2 separate regions of the Homo sapiens genome follow, and region 2 is linked to region 1. Evidence: chromatin contacts called from ENCODE Hi-C or POLR2A ChIA-PET data. All regions are on one chromosome and are shown on one strand. The core of a region is the stretch at or near the end of the contact, and the rest is flanking DNA. Distances in the headings are between cores, read along the strand shown. Region 1 overlaps MED13L (mediator complex subunit 13L). Region 2 overlaps SPRING1 (SREBF pathway regulator in golgi 1).

Region 1 (4,022 bases), core at 400-2,899:
TAGAGTGCAGTGGCATGATCATAGCTCATTGCAGCCTTGGACTCTTGGATTCAAACAGTCCTCCTGCCTCAGCCTCCCAAGTAGTTGGGACTACAGTGCTATCACACTGGGCTAATTTTTACTTTTTTGTAGGGATGGGCATCTTGTTATGTTGCCCAGGCTGGTCTCAAACTCCTGGCCTCAAGGTGTCCTCTCGCCTTGGCCTCCCAAAGCTCAGATTTAACATACATGTTTGCACTGGGTTATCCTGGCTTTTCCATTCTTCTGTTTCTCCTTTATGGTGTAATATGAGAATATTTACCCAGTCGACCTTTCATGTGGATAGTCCTTTGTGCTCCTGATTCCTTATAAATTAAGGCAACTTATGTGAATTTCTCGTTTTGTTATCCAGCAAATGCATGCTCTGTAAGGCAGTTGAGGAAAGGAATTGCAGTATGTTAAACATCTCGGATTGAAATGCTTTTACCACTGTTGCAAGGAAAGGAGACAAGTTTAATAGAACTATAAAACAAAAATGTATAATTATTTTTCATTATAACACATTTTTCTTATGCTATAAAGTGCCCGTTTTATTGATTTATATACTGTCATCTTAAAATAAGACAGTCCTGTGCCTTATTAAAATACAGTAAGTCCTATCTATGTCCTTACCTTTGTCTCTGGATCACTGCAACATAGTTTCTTGAGTTTGTCTCTGTCTGTAATGGTTTTATATATATTGATACATGTGATAGTTTCATTTGAAGAAAACCTACAGTGCCATACCTGGTCAAGTTATATTTAGCCATTGAAGTTTTTATTTTAAAGTAGTAATGTCATTTTTTAAACATGAGAAAGGAGTTTTTGATTGAAAATATTTTATTCTTAAACCTATACTTTATGTCTTTTTTCCATGAGTGATAGTTTTTTTAGATTGATGATATAGAATCACCAATTTGGCAGACTTTTTTTTTTTTTTTCCTGAGTTGTTCTAGTGTGCCATGCACTTGTATCCTAAAATAAGCAAGGTGTATTTTCTGATCTGTTATTTCACAGTATGTAATGTCTTCTGTGACACATCTTAGCTCCTGGACTGGGAGTGACAACTTTTATCTGTTGTATAGCACGGAATAGTACTTGTTTTTTTTTTTTTTTTTTGTCTTAAATGGGTTGGAAGGGAACATAATGCTACAGTGTGGGAGTGCTTATTCCTTGCAAGACACTGTGGCAGGAAGGATGGAAACTAATCTGTATTGAGGACTTTGCTTGTACCAACCAGGTTATGAGGTTATTTTCATATATATAATCTCGATTATTCTTCACCGTAATGCTATGAAATATGCAATTTTCTGAGTCTGTCGCGATTCCCACAAATTGACAGATAAGTCATGCAGATGCAAAGTGAAAGCGTAAGGTCACTCATTTTTAAGTGGCAAAGAAGCTAGAACTGTAGGACTTTTTGCCTTCAACACTTTTCACTATGCTGTGTTGCCTGGAGGTACATGCTGTTAGCATTCCCGATGAAGTAACTAATGTGGAATAGAAAGAGACTTAAACTGTATAAAATATACTTGCATTTTCTGTAACCATTTACGGAAAACAGGAAGTTTCTCATTTCTAGAGAGTGAAACCTGGAAGAGGCAGTCCTTTCAGATAGTCTGAGATATATGGCCAAAAAAATATCTGCGGCAGTGACATAGCAGGCTACCTGGAACAATGCAGTGGCAGTTTGACGTGACCTTTCTCAGTATAGCTAGCTGGGGTGAATCATATGCTAGTGTTCTCATCTGGTTGAATTTTTTACATCCGGAAATGTGATTCTTTCATTTTATAAAAGAACTCTTGGGTTCTTTTTTAGAGTCATTGATTAGAAGTAAGCAGTTATGTAGAATTTTAACTTATATGAAATAGGAGTGTGTTACATAGGGTGTGTGTTAGGGGATTATATACCTAAGTGGATCTTCATTGAGTTGTTTGAACCAGAATGATGAGCTGCAGTTTTAGGTCACTGGGCTCTCCCTGTAGTTTTATCTTATTCAATACTTGCTGATTAGAAGCAATAACAAAAGTCTTAGATAATGAGAAAGAAGTCATTTATAAAATCTTCATGAAGTTGATTAAAAAAGCTGAGAGGGACAGCGAGTATTTATGGTAGACCCAAATTTCCCAAAGATTATCATTAGTCTGTGTATGTCAGAAACTGGGCAGAATTTAATACGAATACATGTGAAGTCCTGCATTGAGGTTTTTAAAAAAATTGGTTGGTAGATATTGAAGGGGGAAATAGGGCTTCTCAGTACTGTGAGTGGAAAAGAGCTGGATGTTTTGGTATGTGACTAATAAAGCTAACATGGTATCGAGGCTATGTTACAGAAGGATTGTACCCAGATCAGGAAAATTAATGGTTTCAGTTGCCTTTATCTTCATCAGAGATATCTGGAGTGTTGTGCTCATTTTAGAAAGCTTTGTTTTAAGAAGGACTTAAAAAACTGGAGCCATTGCAAGAGGAAGGTGGTTGGGATGGGGCTAAATCAGAGGATTCTGTAAATGAGGAATGGTTAAAGCAACTGGATTTGTTTAGCCTAGAGAGGAAAAAAAGTGTTGGATTTTTGGAGACCTATAAAATAGTTTCCACTGTAGGCAGAAATTTATTTCATGTTATTCCATAAGAAGAAGATGTAAGTTGTAGGTGAAGTATTTAACTCCATATAAAGATTTTGAGCTGGCTGCATAAATCCATTGCCTTCCCAGGTAGGGAGCCCCTATCTTTGCAGCTGAAAGAAATCTCTGTGATGAAAAAGCCATGTGGCTGTTCCAGGCATCACTTTCCAGTGGGCAGATTTCTGTTTGTTTGATACTCCCTTGACAAACGTTAGGCCAGCAGTTTTCAAAGTATGGTCTGCAACCATCAAGGGAGTAGGGTTGTGGGGTGGGTCTTTTCGACCGTTTCGGGAGATCCCACAAGTCAAAAAAACTATTTTTATAAAATATGAAGACATTATTTGCCTTTTTCAACTTTGTTGACATTTGTACTGATGATGCAAAAGCAATTAGGGATAAAACTGCTGGTGGTGCCTTAGCACGAATCAAGGCAGTAACAGCAAACAACTCTGGTAGTTGTATTCTTCAGAAGACAAAACCTTAGATTTTCCTTAAGAATGTCTGTGATGAAAGAGTAAAAATTTGTCAGGTGCTGCAGCTCATGCCCTGTAATCCCAGCACTCTGGGAGGCTGAGGCGTGTGGATCAGTTGAGGTCAGGAGTTCGAGACCATCCTGGCTAACATGCTGAAACCCCATCTGTAATAAAAATACAAAAATTAGCCAGGCATGGTGGCGGGCACCTGTAATCCCAGCTACTCAGGAGGCTTAGGCCCAAGAATTACCTGAACCTGGGACGTGGAGGTTGCAGTGAGCCAAGATCGCACCACTGTACCCTAGCCTGGGCAACAGAGTGACTCTTAAAAAAAAAAAAAAAACAAAAAAAAAAGTAAAAATGATTACTTGTGTGAAATTTTGACCCTTTAATACATGTCTTTTTAATGTTCTATGAGAGAAAATGGCAGGTATACATGAATCACTTCCCTTGTGTCAAGGGAAAGCTTTCGTGCAATTATTTGAGTTTTGCATTGACCAGCTACTTCTTAAGATGGAGCATCATACTTGAGAGAATGACTGATAAACTATGATCAATCAGATTTAGGCATTTGGTAGGTATTTTCTCCAAAATGAATGGTAAGTTTTTCAAGGAAAACTGACAGTATCTGTTGCTTGTGATAAAATTTGTGATTTCATACAAAAATGAGAGTTTTGGGAAACTTGGCCACTGTGAGCTGATAACTTCTCAGTACTTAAAGATCTTTCTGCTGAGATTATTGGTGGCATTAATAATTGTTATTTTTTGATAGAGTTTGGTAAAATGTGTCAACATACAGAATCTGTGCATAACTCAGTTAACCAGTATTTTCCAAATGACCAATGCTTGATAATCAAAGTGTATGATAGATTGTTGGGTTTTAATGTGACAGAATATAGAAGTTCATTG
Region 2 (4,022 bases), core at 411-2,910, 540 kb before region 1:
ACCATTATCAGTAATTTAAGATTCCAGGCTATGTTGGTCACATCTCACTATTCTTTTTTTTTTGAAACGGATTCTCGTTCCATCGCCCAGGCTGGAGTGCAGTGGCACGATCTGGGCTCGCTGCAAGCTCTGCCTCCTGGGTTCACGCCATTCTCCTGCCTCAGCCTCCCGAGTAGCTGGGACTACAGGCGCCCGCCACCGTGCCCAGCTAATTTTTGTATTTTTAGTAGAGACGGGGTTTCACCGTGTTAGTAGCCAGGATGGTCTCGATCTCCTGACCTCGTGATCCGCCCACCTCGGCCTCCCAAAGTGCTGGGATTACAGGAGTGAGCCACCGCGCCTGGCCACATCTCACTATTCTTAAGGAAGAGAGAGAGCGAGAGAGAGTGTTGTCCTGTCCTGTGGGGATTGGGGCATTGTATTAAGTTGTACTGGGGGATGTCAAGATAGAAATGTTGAGTAAGTTACTACCTGAATAAATATTTGACCAGTTGATGCTAATTTGAATAGTAAATGTGATGACATTATATATTCTCAGGGATGTTTCCATACATTGGCTCTGTGTGTGCGTGTGTGTGTGTGTGTGTGTGTAACAAAAGCAGTATGAAGTATGTGAGCAATATCCTAATTTTATTGACAAGAGCACTGACCTTAATGACCTTGAGTAAATTACCCTCTCCGGCTTTGGTTTCCTCATTTGTCAATTAAGGGTGATGGCTAGCGTATCTTGCAGATCCAAATTCCAATTTTTGTAACAAGCCAAAAGTCCCCCTGGCTGTTAAAGCAAGACCAGAGCCCTCGTATCCCAGCGGCTGGGTCCCAGGCTTTTGATTTTCACAGGACAAATGTAGCCCAGCCATCTGGAGCCCGTTTTTCTCCAAACCAGGGCTTCCTCCTTCTCTCTTGCAGATTTCAACTGGGGCTCACCATTTTCTGCCTCTTCCTCCTCCAGTTTTAAAGAGACACCATATCCTTCTCTGCTGGGACCAACTTCCCATGTACTGCTGCCCTGCACCTGTGAAAACAGCTGCTGTGTTTTCTGTCATAAAAATAGCTGCCTTTTGGCAGAGAAGCACACAACGGTACTACGTTTCTGAGCCTTAATGCAGTGCTCAATTATTTAGGTGTGCTTCACCTGAGATACACAGAGCATCTTGGAACTCCTACTAAGCAGGGCTTCTACAGGCATTGCTCAGCTCAGTAAAAGGTTTTCCTTTCTCTGCTTTTGTGATTACCAGGCAGAAACCTTAAAATGTATGAACTTACAAAGAAATTAAATTGTGCCAAATTAGATTCCCAGCCCCTAGAGATAACCACTAATTAAAGTTCCGCTGGAGCGTTTTGCCTGTATTTTGTATATAAACGTGGATTTTGTATTTGTATGTAAATAAAGGTAGGACCCTGCTGTCCATATTATTTTAAAATAATTAGCTCCTGTTAGATTGATTTAATCCAATGATAGCGAATTCATTTGCAGAGCAGGCAAGCGCACTTTCCACTTCTATCATCCTGCCTGGAAGATTGAAGCCCAGTTAGAGGTTAAAACCCTTTCATAATTGCACAGGAGTTTAGCTTTGCCTGCTTTTTCCTTGTCTGATTTTATGCAGTGGGGAAGGAAGTCTTTTTGTTCTGCACAAATAAATTATAGGCATTTGTCGCGGCCGGAGTTGACCTGCATTAGGGATGCTGAAGAAACCTGTCACGGCAGGGTGTCTCTCGGCGTGACTCGACTTTCCTGAGAGAGCAGAGATCGGGAAAACTGCACTCCAGATCTCCTGAGCCTGTCATTTATTTTAGTGAATTGCTAAATGCAGAAATGTAAAATATAAAAAGGCTAGGGGAGGATCTGTGGACCGTCTTACTGGCTACCTGGTGTTGTAAGATTATTTGAGCTCAAGGCAGTCCACATTTCCCCCAGCACCAGCCAGCTCCGCCCTGTCAAGCTGCTGGTCTACATGGTGGTTTTCGAGGGTATAAAGGACTTCAGTTTCTAAAGATGTTCCTAAATGCTCCGTGGCATCTGCAGCAGGATGTCGGGAGCTGGAATCCACTGTGCTCTCTTCCCTAGGCACGTGCTGGACTCAGTTTCTCCCGGGAGGTTTGCATCTGGGCAGCACTTCAGGGCGTGCTCCTCGAGCTCCGTCCGTGGCATCCATACCTGCCTGGGCTGTGCCTGCAGCCTGCTAAATGCCAACCTGGAAGCCCAAGACAGATAGGCTTGGAGCAGCTTAGCAGCCGGCTGGGCTAATTTATTTGACACAAATCAGCTCATTGACCTGATTTAGCACGGGGAGGAACTACAGAGCCGAGTCACATGTGATCGTAAAGCCCTTTCTTCTCACTGCAGCCCTTTCAGACCTCGAAGGATGGCAGTGTAGTCAAATGACACTTGCGGTGCGATTTCAAGGGAAGGAGGAGAAGATGGAGAGATGGAAAGTGGAGAGCAAGGCAGCGCGGGTGGCACAGACACCGACAATTGCTTTCTGTGCCACTTGGTGGCACCAATGCCATAGGTTTTCTGTCCTCAATGTGATCGTTGTCTAGAGATTATGGGCCCCGTGCCTGCGTGGAGCTCTCTCTCCTGAAAACAATGAAGCTGTTTCTATAGATGAGAACCATCTGGTGGGGATGACAGATCAGGACTCTTTCCTGGGTCCGGGCGATTTTGTGAACAGGGACTCAGGAAAGTAGCCCTTGCAGAAGAGGGAACTGGGCATGCTGCTGGTGCAGAGAAGACCCAAGGCTTAAATAAATACTCACAGCTACCCCCTTCTTCCTCCTGCACCCTCCGCCAACACGAAAAGTGGGATAGGCCTCTTAACCATTCATACTCAGACAAAGAAAAACATTTATGAAGCACTTGCCATGTGCCACTCTGCACGTGCAGCGTCCCATCCCCATCTTCAGAGACCAGCATTCTTCTTTTGTGTGTGTGTGTGAGAGAGAGAGAGAGAGAGAGAGAGAGCAAGACAGGGTCTCACTCTGTTACCCAGGCTGGAGTGCAGTGGCGCGATCTTGGTTCACTGTAGCCTCAACCTCCCAGGCTCAAGTGATCCTCCCACCTCAGCCTCCTGAGTAGCTGGGACTGCAGGCACACATCATTACACCCAGTTATTTTTTAAAAATGTTTAGTAGAGATGGGGATCTCGATATATTGCTCAGGCTGGTCTTGAACTCCTGGGCTCAAGTGATCTGCCTGCCTCAGCCTCCCAAAACGGTGGGATTATTATAGGCGTGAGCCACTGCACCCAGCCAGGCATTCCTTTTCTTTTTTCTCTTGGAATGGAGTCCTGTCACCCAGGCTGGAGTGCGGTGGCGCGATCTCTGCTCACTGCAACCTCTGCCTCCCGGGTTCAAGCGATTCTCCTGTTTCAGCCTCCCAAGTAGCTGGGACTACAGGTGCATGCCACTATGCCTGGCTAATTTTTGTATTTTTAGTAGAGATGGGGTTTCATCATGTTGGCCGGCTGGTCTTGAAGTCCTGACCTCAGGTGATCTGCCCACCTTGGCCTCCCAAAGTGCTGGGATTACAGGGCATGAATCACCGCGCCCAGCCAGGTGTTCTTTTTTGTCATTTTATAGAGGAAGTCTCAGACGCTCAGGTTAATTTTAGCACAAGTTTACACCATGACATGGAGGAGCCACCTGCAACTCCAATCTGCGTGCAAGCAGGGCCGGGGCAGCGCGTTGCCTTGGCACGTTTTGATCACCCTTTGTTGTTTCCTGTGGGCAGGGGCTGTGCCTCAGTCTCTTATTTCTGGGCCCATTGGCCTGTCTATGAAAGGATGTCAACAGGATAATGCATGGGGTCCTTCCAGCCCTGGTATTCTAGAATTGTAGTTGGTGGCTTCTAGGACCTGGAAGGTGTTGCTTGAAACCAGTGCTGTTTAATCAGTGGGAGATTTTACACCACCCACTTCAAGCAATGTTTGAAGACATTTTGTTGTTGTTTTTGTTTCTTTGTTTGTTTGTTTTGAGACAAAGTTTTGCTTTGTGGCCCAGGCTGGAGTGCAGTGGCACAA

The links. Hi-C counts contacts between places; a loop is a spot of excess contacts on that map. ChIA-PET counts read pairs that join two places held with the same protein, here RNA polymerase II (POLR2A). Pooled maps may share reads with other maps.
Region 2: a pooled map shows a loop between it and region 1 (2.9-fold over the local background). The contact joins two enhancer-like sites. A Hi-C loop is called at or near these places in 2 of 50 pooled maps. POLR2A ChIA-PET finds 5 or more read pairs at or near these places in 4 of 52 experiments (BJ, H1, WTC11 and 1 more).

The regions. Positions count from the first base shown.
Region 1 is chr12:116,170,043-116,174,064 of GRCh38, reverse strand. The region is part of intron 2 of MED13L (mediator complex subunit 13L); the gene reads left to right. Among named protein-coding and RNA genes, the nearest start is that of MIR620, 23 kb to the right of the region's middle. Within about 2 kb of position 1,649, at least 5 of the 41 ENCODE cell types and tissues checked have a DNase peak (open chromatin) inside an H3K27ac peak, as active enhancers do.
Region 2 is chr12:116,707,576-116,711,597 of GRCh38, reverse strand. It overlaps SPRING1 (SREBF pathway regulator in golgi 1), which reads left to right. Exons shown (of 5, transcript NM_024738.4): 5 at 1-1,427. Among named protein-coding and RNA genes, the nearest start is that of SPRING1, 28 kb to the left of the region's middle. RefSeq lists enhancers at 2,247-2,426, 3,727-3,776. Within about 2 kb of position 1,660, at least 2 of the 41 ENCODE cell types and tissues checked have a DNase peak (open chromatin) inside an H3K27ac peak, as active enhancers do.